Linked DNA regions of Homo sapiens: region 2 is linked to region 1. Evidence: read pairs that join two places in POLR2A ChIA-PET (ENCODE). Cell type or tissue: PC-9. All regions are shown on one strand. Region 1 holds the start of LOC124904711 (a long non-coding RNA gene). Region 2 overlaps ACTN4 (actinin alpha 4).

Evidence for each region. Peaks named below come from ENCODE experiments on the same cell type or tissue, not always from the same donor. Only the 100,000 strongest peaks of a DNase experiment are listed, where the experiment ranks them.
Region 2: POLR2A ChIA-PET joins it to region 1 with 12 read pairs; 15 of 35 experiments call an interaction of 5 or more read pairs at or near these places.

Annotation. Positions count from the first base shown.
Region 1 is chr19:38,733,038-38,738,037 of GRCh38, forward strand. It overlaps CAPN12 (calpain 12), which reads right to left. Exons shown (of 21, transcript NM_144691.4): 9 at 4,438-4,601; 10 at 4,119-4,351; 11 at 3,515-3,526; 12 at 3,073-3,281; 13 at 2,465-2,507; 14 at 2,333-2,392; 15 at 1,776-1,833; 16 at 1,282-1,352; 17 at 1,105-1,167; 18 at 666-744. LOC124904711 (a long non-coding RNA gene) reads left to right here and starts at 3,190. Exons shown (of 2, transcript XR_007067251.1): 1 at 3,190-4,145; 2 at 4,307-5,000. RefSeq lists enhancers at 1,111-1,160, 4,587-4,646 and silencers at 3,220-3,369, 4,117-4,166. In PC-9, a CTCF peak has its summit at 2,016; DNase peaks (open chromatin) are centred at 1,414, 2,434 and 3,144; H3K4me3 peaks cover 3,042 bases; H3K27ac peaks cover 3,158 bases.
Region 2 is chr19:38,678,218-38,683,217 of GRCh38, forward strand. All of the region lies in intron 1 of ACTN4 (actinin alpha 4), which reads left to right. Among named protein-coding and RNA genes, the nearest start is that of ACTN4, 33 kb to the left of the region's middle. RefSeq lists enhancers at 1-567, 172-231. In PC-9, no CTCF peak of the experiment used is centred here; a DNase peak (open chromatin) is centred at 1,914; H3K4me3 peaks cover 495 bases; H3K27ac peaks cover 5,000 bases.

The DNA of each region.
Region 1 (5,000 bases):
TTCTCCAATCACTAAGTGCTATGCCCTGCAGTGCATGGACGACTCCTCACCACCCTGTGTACTAGCTTTTTTTTTTTTTTTTTGAGAGGCAGGCTCTTGCTCTGTCACCCAGGCACAATCACGGCTCACTGCAGCCTCAGCCTCCCGGGCTCAAGCCATCCTCAAGCCTCAGCCTCCTGAGTAGCTGGGACCATAGGTGTGAGCCACCACACCAGGCCCTGGCCATTTTAGAGAGGAAAATGGAGGCTCAAAGAGATGAAGTCAAGTGCCCAGGGCCCCTCCTGGAGTCAGTAGAGTGAGGATTCCAACCCCGGTGCACCAGAATCCAGAACATTCTACCATGCTGCCCTGGGGGCCAGACCCTCTCAGATACCAGCTCCTAATCTTCCCCTTCCTGGAGGGGCCTCTCCCTGCCCCAGAACCCCTACCAGGCACATCCCCCTTTCATGTCCTCCCCACCCCACACACGCCCCTTGCCCTTCTCCTTCCTTATTTGGCCTCTTTCAGGGTCACCCAACCCCTGCCAGGGACTGGCAACAAGCTAAGGTGTGGGCCTGTGGATGGCCACAGTGCAGACGGCCACAGCTGAGCAGGGGGACTTGGAGACAATGGGATGGGAGAGAACAGGTCCTGTCCCCACGACCACCCCAGGACCCTGTCCACACCTGCTGCATTCAGTGCCAGCCTCAGCTCGTAGGAGTTCATGGTTCCAGAGGTGTCCTCATCGAACTTGTTAAATATGGCCTGGGCAGGAAGGATGAGTCAGGGCTGCCCTCCATGCCCTGAAGAGGGCTGCCAATGGGGCCTCCCAGGCAAGACAGCCTGGTGCCCATCCCAACTCCCTTTCTTCTGGTGTGGACCCCCAGCAAGCAGCCTAGCCACTTGGGACTTCTGTTTCCCAATCTGTAAAATGGGAATAAGAGCAATGACCCAGAGGACAAGCTGAGGCTGGGTGGGGGCAGGGATATCCCAGCCAGATCTCTCCAAGTCAGCCTAGTCCAGTACCCCCTCGTTCCCTGGGGACCTGATAGCCCACAGGGTGCCTATGTCTCTGTTAGTAAAGGTTTCTCTCTTTCTGGGAAGAGGCCCAGTCTCCCACCTCACCTGCCACTCCAGGAGGTAGCCCCAGAGCTGCTGGAAGTGGTGTAAGGCCAGGCTTTGCCCATGCTGTGTTGGGGGTCGGGGGCATCTGGTTAAGGTCAATCTCTCCAGAAGGGGAGGAGAGACCCCAACGTCCCCTTCCCCACTCCCTCCCTCACCCAGGCACTGCCCCCCATGTACCCCGAAACACTGCAGCAGCTGCTCACAGGTCCTGAGCCCGATCTCTCTGGGGGTGGAGGTATGGGCCCTGGCTACAGGAAAAACAAAGTCAAACCACAGCACTTCCTGCATTCTGGCCACCACTTTAAGGGCTGGGTGGATGTGACTCCCTTAAGCAGGTGATGTTGTCAGTCCCATATTATAGAAGCCGAGGCACAGGGAGCCAGTGACTGCTGCGCCTAGCAGAGCTGGGATTCAAATCCAGGCAGGGGGTGCCCAGTCTGTGCTCAAGGCAGCCTTGCCTTTCAGCGGAAGGGGAGCTTGCGAGCAGCCGTGGCCCAGGTCACGGGGCCCACACAAGATCCCCTGCAGGGAGATGCTGCCAGGCTGAGCCCTGGCTTCCTGAGCCCAACTCCCAGCAGCGCGGTGGGTTCATAGACATAGGGTGGCACCGGCTCTGGTTGCAGGACCCCTGGCTAAGACCCCTCCTCCTGCCCCTATCCCAGCCAACTCACCAGGCTCCAGGGCAATGCTTAGTAAGGCCTGGAGCTGAGAGGCATTGAGTTCTTCCTCCTAGTCCAGGAAAGAGGGCTTGTGAGGCCATTTACTCATCCAGCTGCTCTGGGCCAAGCCCTGTGCTAGGGACACGGCAGGGGCTGACAGAGCCTCAGAGCCCTAGCTCCAGGAGTGGGGGAGACAGACCTGTCCCCACAGGGCCAGGGCTGTGACGGGGGAAGCACTGGGCTGTGGTTGCTGGTGGGGGGCCAGCAGACCGGCCTGGGGCAGGGGGGTGGTCAGGGAGAGCTTCCAGGGCTGGGCACCTTAGATGAGACCTGAGCCTGGCTGGAGGTGTCAGGAGGGAGAGGGTGGTCCTGGGAGAGGGTATGGACTGAGCCCAAGGCCCTGAGGCAGGGAGGAGCTGTGAGCATTTCAAGAAAAGGTCAGGAGATTTAAGCCCGGAGGGAGGAAAAAGCAAGCAAAATGAGACACCTGAGATGCTGGGGTGGGGGAAGGGGGGTCCCCAAGGGGAGGCCGCAGCGGGATACCCCCTCAGTCCAATCCCCCTCCTCACCTCTCCAGCCAGCTCCTGAAACAGCTGCTCCAACCCCAGCTCCAGGGGCAGGTAGGGGCCCTGCCGCATGGCGGAAGTTTAGCGCTGGCCAAGATCCCCGCCCCATGCCGCCCCTCCAGGAACAGTCCCCACCTGGAGAGACTGCAGGTCTGCGCTGATCACGTCGTCGATCTCCCTGCAAATTACAGATGGGAAGTGGGGAGGGGGCTGTTTGCCCCAGCTGGGGCTGTGTGGGACGGGGTCTCAGGTGAGGAATCGCGTGGGGTCTAGGTAGGGACCGTGGAGCCCTGGGCTCATCCTCGCGGGGCGGGGGTTCTGGGGGCGGGGCGGGGGTTCTGGGGGCGGGGCGGGGGTTCTGGGGGCGGGGCGGGGGTTCTGGGGGCGGGGCGGGGGTTCTGGGGGCGGGGCGGGGCGGGGGTTCTGGGGGCGGGGCGGGGCGGGGGTTCTGGGGGCGGGGCGGGGGTTCTGGGGGCGGGGCGGGGCGGGGCGGTGGTTCTGCGGGCGGGGCGGGGCGGGGCGGGGCGGGGCGGGGGTTCTGGGGGCGGGGCGGGGCGGGGCGGGGGTTCTGGGGGCGGGGCGGGGCGGGGGTTCTGGGGGCGGGGCGGGGCGGGGCAGGGGTTCTGGGGGCGGGGCAGGTCAGGTCTCGGGGGTCTCGGGGGTCTCGGGGGTCTCGGGGGTCTCGGGGGTCTCGGGGCCTGTCTAGGCAGGGATGGGGTCGGATTTGGGTGCCCGGGGCTCACACGGCCGTGTGGCGGCGCTCGGAGAAGACACGCAGAGTGAAGTCAGCCTCGTCGCCGGCGTGGGCGGTGCTCGGCACCACCAGGTAGTGGCCTGGACGCAGGCAGCAGCGGCGGGTCACGTCGCGGCGGGCGCTGAGGGGCGAGCGGTCGGCGCGCAGCAGCCGGGGCAGGAGCGCATGGCTGCGCGGGGAATCCCAGAGGCCCAGCAGCTGGGGACGGGGCGGCATGACCACGGACCAGGCTCACCCCCGGCCCTTCATCCCCGCACCCTCCAGCGCGCCCCGTCCACCCTGCCTAACCCCTGTCCACGCCTCCCCTGCCCCCGGACCCGGCTCTGCCCCCCCACCCCCAGGGCAGTTTGACCAAGCCCCAGGGCAGGTTGACCAAGCCCCAGGGCAGGTTGACCAAGCCCCAGGGCCGGTTGACCCCATCCCAGACTCACCTCCTCTGGAATCTGAAAGAAGCAAGAGCAAGGGGCGTCGGGGCAGGGGAGAGGTGGCCGCCGCTCAGGGTCTCCTCCCTGCCCCTTCTCACCTCTGTGCTCTCTCCCTCCTTCTTCGTCCTATTAGACCCTTATTGAACCTTTGCCCCGCAGTCCCCGACCCAGGCCCTCGCCGACCCCTCCCCAACTCTTCCTTCCCCATCTGCGCTCCCAGCGCCTTCTCTGTATCCTTGGTCCCCTCTGGCCCTTCTAACCCCCAGCCTCTCTCTGTCCCTAACCTCGTCCCTCTGTCTGTCCCTGAGCCCCTCCCTCTCATTCCCTTAGCTCCCTCTCCCCTCTGAGACCTGGCCCCCCAGCCCTACTAGCCCCCTACTCCCCTCCCAGCGCCGCCCCCTCTTGGCCCTGCTCCTCCACTCCTCCCCTCCTCCCCGATCCTCTTCAGTCCCACCCCTCCACCACTCCCCCTCTTCCCCCTTGGCCCCGCCCTCCACACCTCCCCTCTTCCCACTGGCCCCGCCCCTCCATGCCTCCCCCGCTCCTTGGCCCGGCCCCGCCCCTCCACCCTCCGGGTTCCCTCCAGCCTCAGCTTTGCCCAGGACCTCACCTGGAACACGTGGAAGCCAACGGTGAGGTAAGTGAGGCCCTTGGCTCTCAGGCGCCGCCGGTTGCGCTGGATGAGGGACAGAAGGACCGTGCACTTGGGCGTGCGGCCCCCCCGCGCTGGGCCCCGTGCCCCTGCAGCCCCCCAGCCCCCCCAGGGCCCTTCCTCATCCTCGTCATCCTCCTCATCAGGCTCCAGCAGCGTTAAACGGAACTGAGGATTGGTCCAGAAGGTTTCTAAGGGAGGAGGAAAAAAGGGGGTTTCCTAGCCGGCCACAGCGCCCCCCACCCCAGGAAGCCTCTCAGGGCCCCTCAGGCCTCACCAGCATTAGGCTGGCTCCCGCCGGAGTTGAAGCCACGCACCCAGCGGCCTTGGAAGGTGTGGACGTGCCAGCCGCCCCCCTCCGGGCTGGGGCCCAGCACCTCCGGGCTCAGCGAGCAGATCTGCACGGTGTCGAAATGGAGGAGGAAGTCCCGCAGCTCCATCCTGCACGGTGGCCCAGTCAGACCCTGCCCGGCCCCACCTCGAGGGGGTCCCAAGATCCCGGAAATGACTCCCAGATCCCAAAGCCCCTCACATTTCTTAAATATTGTCAAATACCCTTCAGGCTCCAGAAATGAACCCCAAATGCCTGGGCCTCTAGCTCTGCCAAATTCCTCCAAGTCCTCAGACATGCCCCACAAATCGCCAAGATTCACAAGCTGCCCCCAAATATCGTTAAATTGCCACCAACCCCCAAATAGCAAGACCCTCAGACTCTAAATTACCAACAAGTACCCTTCAGCCCCTCAACATTGCCAAATCTCAAGAAATGCCCCAAATATCACCAAGCCTTCCTCCATTGCCCTAAATACTGCCCATCCCTTTCAATCCTCCACAGATAAC
Region 2 (5,000 bases), 55 kb before region 1:
TGATACGTGTGGCTAAAACGCTGTAGACCTTTTTGTTTTTTCCTTTTTGAGACTTCCTTTTTATACAGAAATTGCTACCTGCAGGTAAAATTAACTTACATCGTGAAAGCGACAGTAAAGTGTTTCTAGGGATAGCTAAAGACCTAAGAACACAGCCCTGTGGTTTGACTGGCTGGCCACCTTCCTGCAGCTGGGTTTACTATGGTGCTGTGTTCTGGGACAGCCCACTCGTCTCCATTTATTGGGCTGAGCCTCGAGACCTGCAATACCAGGGAAGGAAGGGAAGTCTAGGCTGTCTTTGGTGGCCATTGTTATTTATGGGGCATCGGCAGAGAAGTCAGTACCATGGAAAATCTAGAGAAAGATAGAGGATACGCAGTGTGGTTGAGCAGAATCTGATAGCTCCCTGGCTCTCTCCGGGCCATGGGACCCAGGGCGACACAGCCACCCTTTTTCTCTCTGCTGTCTGGCTTGGGCTTGGGCTTTGTCTCCTGTGTCCCTCCACACCTTCTTCGCTGTCAGTGGTGACCAATCCCGTGGAATCAGCCACTGTGTGTTACCCCAAGTCCTTGCCCCTGGGACCTCGCTCTGTTCGGAGACAAAACCCGGGACTGTTTCTCCTTTTAAATGCAACCTTGTTCCACAGGAGAGGAGAAAAGCAAGAAAGAGGTGGCTTGTTTATCTGATGGTAGTGGGGTGTGCTCTGATATGCCTTTGAAAGGGGCCCAGCTTTGCTTTGCCCAGCGGCCTTTGCAGGATAATGAGAGAAGGAAAACACAGGGAACTTAGTGGGAATTTGAAACTGGAGTGTGGGAGTGGGAAAGTTCAGCTTTTACCTTGGAGCAATCCAGTCTTTCTCCTGTAGGAAAACAGAATGGTGCTGTATGGCCTCCAAGCTGGGTTACATCCTGGGAAAAAGACACGTGCTTGGCTATTGGCCTGGGCGCAGTTTATGTGTAAGCCTTTCCTTGTGGATTCCATTTTCTTATTTCCCGAATACTTCTCAGCCCCACAAGTCCACTGAGTCTTCTGTCTCCAGAGACTGCCTGGTTTCCATCCCCGAGGGCATCTGCGCATCACTTACCATGGTGTACCATGCACCTCCAGTGTGCCCGGCACTGTGTCAGGAGCTGGGGATACAGGTGCTGGTCCCCACCTCACTCCCCTCAACCTCTGCAATATATGATACATAACCCACACACACAGACCATATGCAAAAGTGGTGGGACTCCTTTGTACCTGTCACCTGCATCAGTGATTATCAGCATTTTGCCAGACTTGTTTCATCAGTGTCTCCCAACACACTCCCCCCAGACATTACCCATACGTGCTCAAATAGATTTGGGTGTGCGTGTGTGTGTGTGTGTGTGTGTGTGTGTGTGTATTTTTTTAGAGACAGGGTCTCGCCCTGTCACCCAGGCTGGAGTACAGTGGTGAGATCATAGCTCACTGCGGCCTCTGAACTCCTGGGCTTGCTTTGTTGCCCAGGCTGGTCTCAGAACTCCTGGCCTCAAGCGATTCTGCCACCTTAGCCTCCCAAAATGCTGGGATTACAAGTGTGAGCCACCGCACCCGGCCAATGTATGTATTTTTAAACATAACCACATACTGTTATATTTAATGCTTCTGACCATGTCTTAAGAAAAAAACAAAAACTCCCTTTGGCTTCCTTGACATCACAGTCTCTCTGTTTCTCTGACTCTTCTTCCTCATCTCCTATGGCTAAATTCTCTCCCTCTGTCCACTGCTTACACATGGGCATTTCACAATGTCCTTTTTCCCTGAAGGAACTTACCCCCTCCCCTCAGCCTTAAGTACCCCATCTGTGGGGATGATGCCCATGCCTGTAGTCCTGACTCACTCACCACGCTCTATCGCAGTTATTTACTGATGCATCTCTCTCCCCTATCAGACGCTGAGGTCTTTGATGGAGCAACCTTGTATTTGTCCGTGTATCCCCAGCACCACACCTGTCCATAGCTGGAGCTCAGGAAGTTTTTTTTTTTTTTTTTTTTTTTTTTTTTTTTTAAAGTCAGAGTCTCACTCAGTCGCCCAGGCTAGAGTGCAGTGGCACAATCTTGGCTCACTGCAACCTCCACCTCCTGGGTTCAAGCAAGCACGTCTGGGTAATTTTTGTATTTTTAGTAGAGATGGGGTTTCACCATTTGGCCAGGCTGGTCTCGAAGTCCTGACTGCAAGTGATCTGGCCGCCTTTGGCTCCCAGATTGCTGGGATTACAGACAGGCATGAGCCACTGCGCCCGGCCTCAGGAAGTAGTTGAATGAGTGACTGAATGAATGCCCACGTGAGCAAATGACCTGTTTGCTGAACTTTAGACTGACGTTGCCTGATGCCCACTGCTTGTGCAGTACGTACTTCAGTCTCAGCGTGTCTGAGACCAAACTCATTTTCAAGTCCCACTTCTTGGGCTTGGCATTGCCCATTTGTCAGCCATCCGAGTCAGAAACCTTGGAGTCAGCTTTTGACTTCTCATCCTGTAACAGGCACCAAGTTTGATTTCTTTCCCTTGAATATCTCTTAGAACCCTCACCTTCCTCCTTCTCTTTATTCCTACCATTGTCCTTACTCAGGACCATATAGTGAGGGTTTAAAAGTGCAGAGTCTTGGCCGGGTGCGGTGGCTCACACCTGTAATCCCAGCACTTTGGGAGGCCAAGGCGGGTAGATCACCTGAGGTCAGGAGTTCGAGACCAGCCTGGCCAACATGGTGAAACCCCGTCTCTACTAAAAATACAAAACTTAGCTGGATGTGGTGGTATGTGCCTGTAATCCCAGCTACTCAGGAGGCTGAGGCAGGAGAATTACTTGAACCCGGGAGGTGGAGGTTGCAGTGAGCTGAGATTGCGCCACTGTACTCTAGCCTGGGTGACAGAGTGAGACTCCAATCTCTAGAAAAAAAAAAAAAAAAAAAAAAAAGCAGATTCTAAACTCACAGTGCTGCTGCTGGCTGCCTGAGCTTGTGTGGCTTTGGACAGATGACTTAACCACTCTGTGAAGATGGTATCTGATGCACAGGAAATGCTCCAACGTTGGCTCTTGTCGTCATCTGTGCCCATGTCTCCCTCAGCAGCCTCCTGACTGGCCTTCTCCAGTCTCCTGGTTTGGATTGAGGCTCCCTAGACCCTACCTTTCTGAGACTGGTATCTAGTCAGGTTACTCTGGGAGATCTCCACCCCCCACTGCCCAGAGAGCAGGTTCTGAGCTCTTCAGTCTCTCCACCTTCTGGCCCCGGCTGACACCATCCCTGCCACTTCTCCTGGGGTCCCCAAACATCTGTGGTACTTTTGTCTTTCTTGCCCTTGGTGTTCCCACTCTGCAGAACAACCTTCTCTCCAGGTCACCACTGATCGCAATCGCGCTCTCCTTTCAAGGCCCAGATCAGGTGTCACCTGACCTTTGCTGTCCTCAGATCACACCTCCCTGTAGCGACTGGCTCGCCAGTGTCCCTCTCTGACCGAGCTGTGCACTCCTCCAGGGCAGCACTGTCAGGGTCTCCCCCAGACCCTTGGTTGTGATTCTCTCTCCTTGTCCTGAATCTCAGTTTTCCTGATACATGGGATGCTACCTGAAGGCAGGTTTCAACTTTCAATCTTTTTTTTTGTTTTTTGGGTGAGATGGAGTCTTGCTCTGTTGGTCAGGCTGGAGTGCAGTAGCGCCATCTCGGCTTACTGCAGCCTCCGCCTCCTGGGTTCAAGGGATTCTCGTGCTTCAGCCTCCTGAGTAGCTGGGACCACAGGGGCCTACCACCACACCTGGCTAATTTTTGTATTTTTAGTAGAGACGGGGTTTTGCCATGTTGACCAGGCTGGTATCAAGCTCCTGGCCTCAAGTGATCCACCCACCTCAGCCTCCCAAAGTGTTGGGATTACAGGCGTGAGCCACCGCTCCTGGCCTGGAGGATTTCAGATTTAAAGCAAAGAGGATATTTTCCAACAAAGCAACTGCTTTTCTTTTTTCTTTTTAAATTTTGTTTATTTATTTTTAATAAAGATGGGATCTTGCATCTTGCCCAGGCTGGTCTCAAACTTCTGGCCTCAAGTGATCTGCCTGCCTCAGCCTCCCGAAGTGCTGGGATTACGGGTGTGAGCTACCATGCCCTGTCTCTTTTTTTGTTTGTTTTTTTTCCAAATTGAAACAGGGTCTCACTATGTTGCCCAGGCTGGATTGAACTCCTGGCCTCAAGCAGTCCTCTCGCCTTGGCCTCCCAAAGTGTTGAGATTAGAGGTGTGAGCCACCATACCTGGCCCTGTAGAGGGGAGGCATTGATGAAGGTCAAGAAGTCCTGTTAGCTCTGCCTTCAGAATCTACCCCAGGTCCTTTTAGTTCTCTCCAGCCTCACTGCTGGAACCCTCACCCAAGCCACCACCTTGCAGTCCACACACGGCCACTGGGATTGGGGCGGCGTTCTCCGCGCGAAATCTGGCTGTGCTCCTCCCCCATGAGGCCCTCCAAAGGCTTCCTCTTCTTAGGATGAAACCCACACTGCCAGCCGAAGCTCCTCAGGCTCCCACCCTCTACAAGCTCCTTCTGCTCCAGCCACACTCACCAGGCCCGAGTTCCCACCTAGCACCTTCCCTGGGAATGATCTCCCCCTGGTTGGCTCTTTCTACTTATTCAGCCTCAAATGTCATCTCCACTGAGAGGCCTTTCCTGACCTGCTGAGCTTGATTCCCTCCCCTCCCCAGTCACATTACTCCGTGTTATGGTACCCATCCCTGTCTCCTTAGCTTGTTTTTGTCTGTATTGGCTCTTCCACTAGACTGTAAGTTGCATGAGGGCAGGGATGTCTGTTTAATCCCAGTGCTCAGGATAGTGTATGGCTCGTGATAGATGCCTAGTACATTTTAAAATGAGAACGAATGAAGTTTGGGAGAGGCTCAGAGCAGTGAGTCTCCCCCTTGTTGGGGGACTGGGGAGTGCCTGGGAGGGGCTATCTGGTGCCAGCGGTTTGGAGTGGCTGGGATGACTCTGGAATCCTGT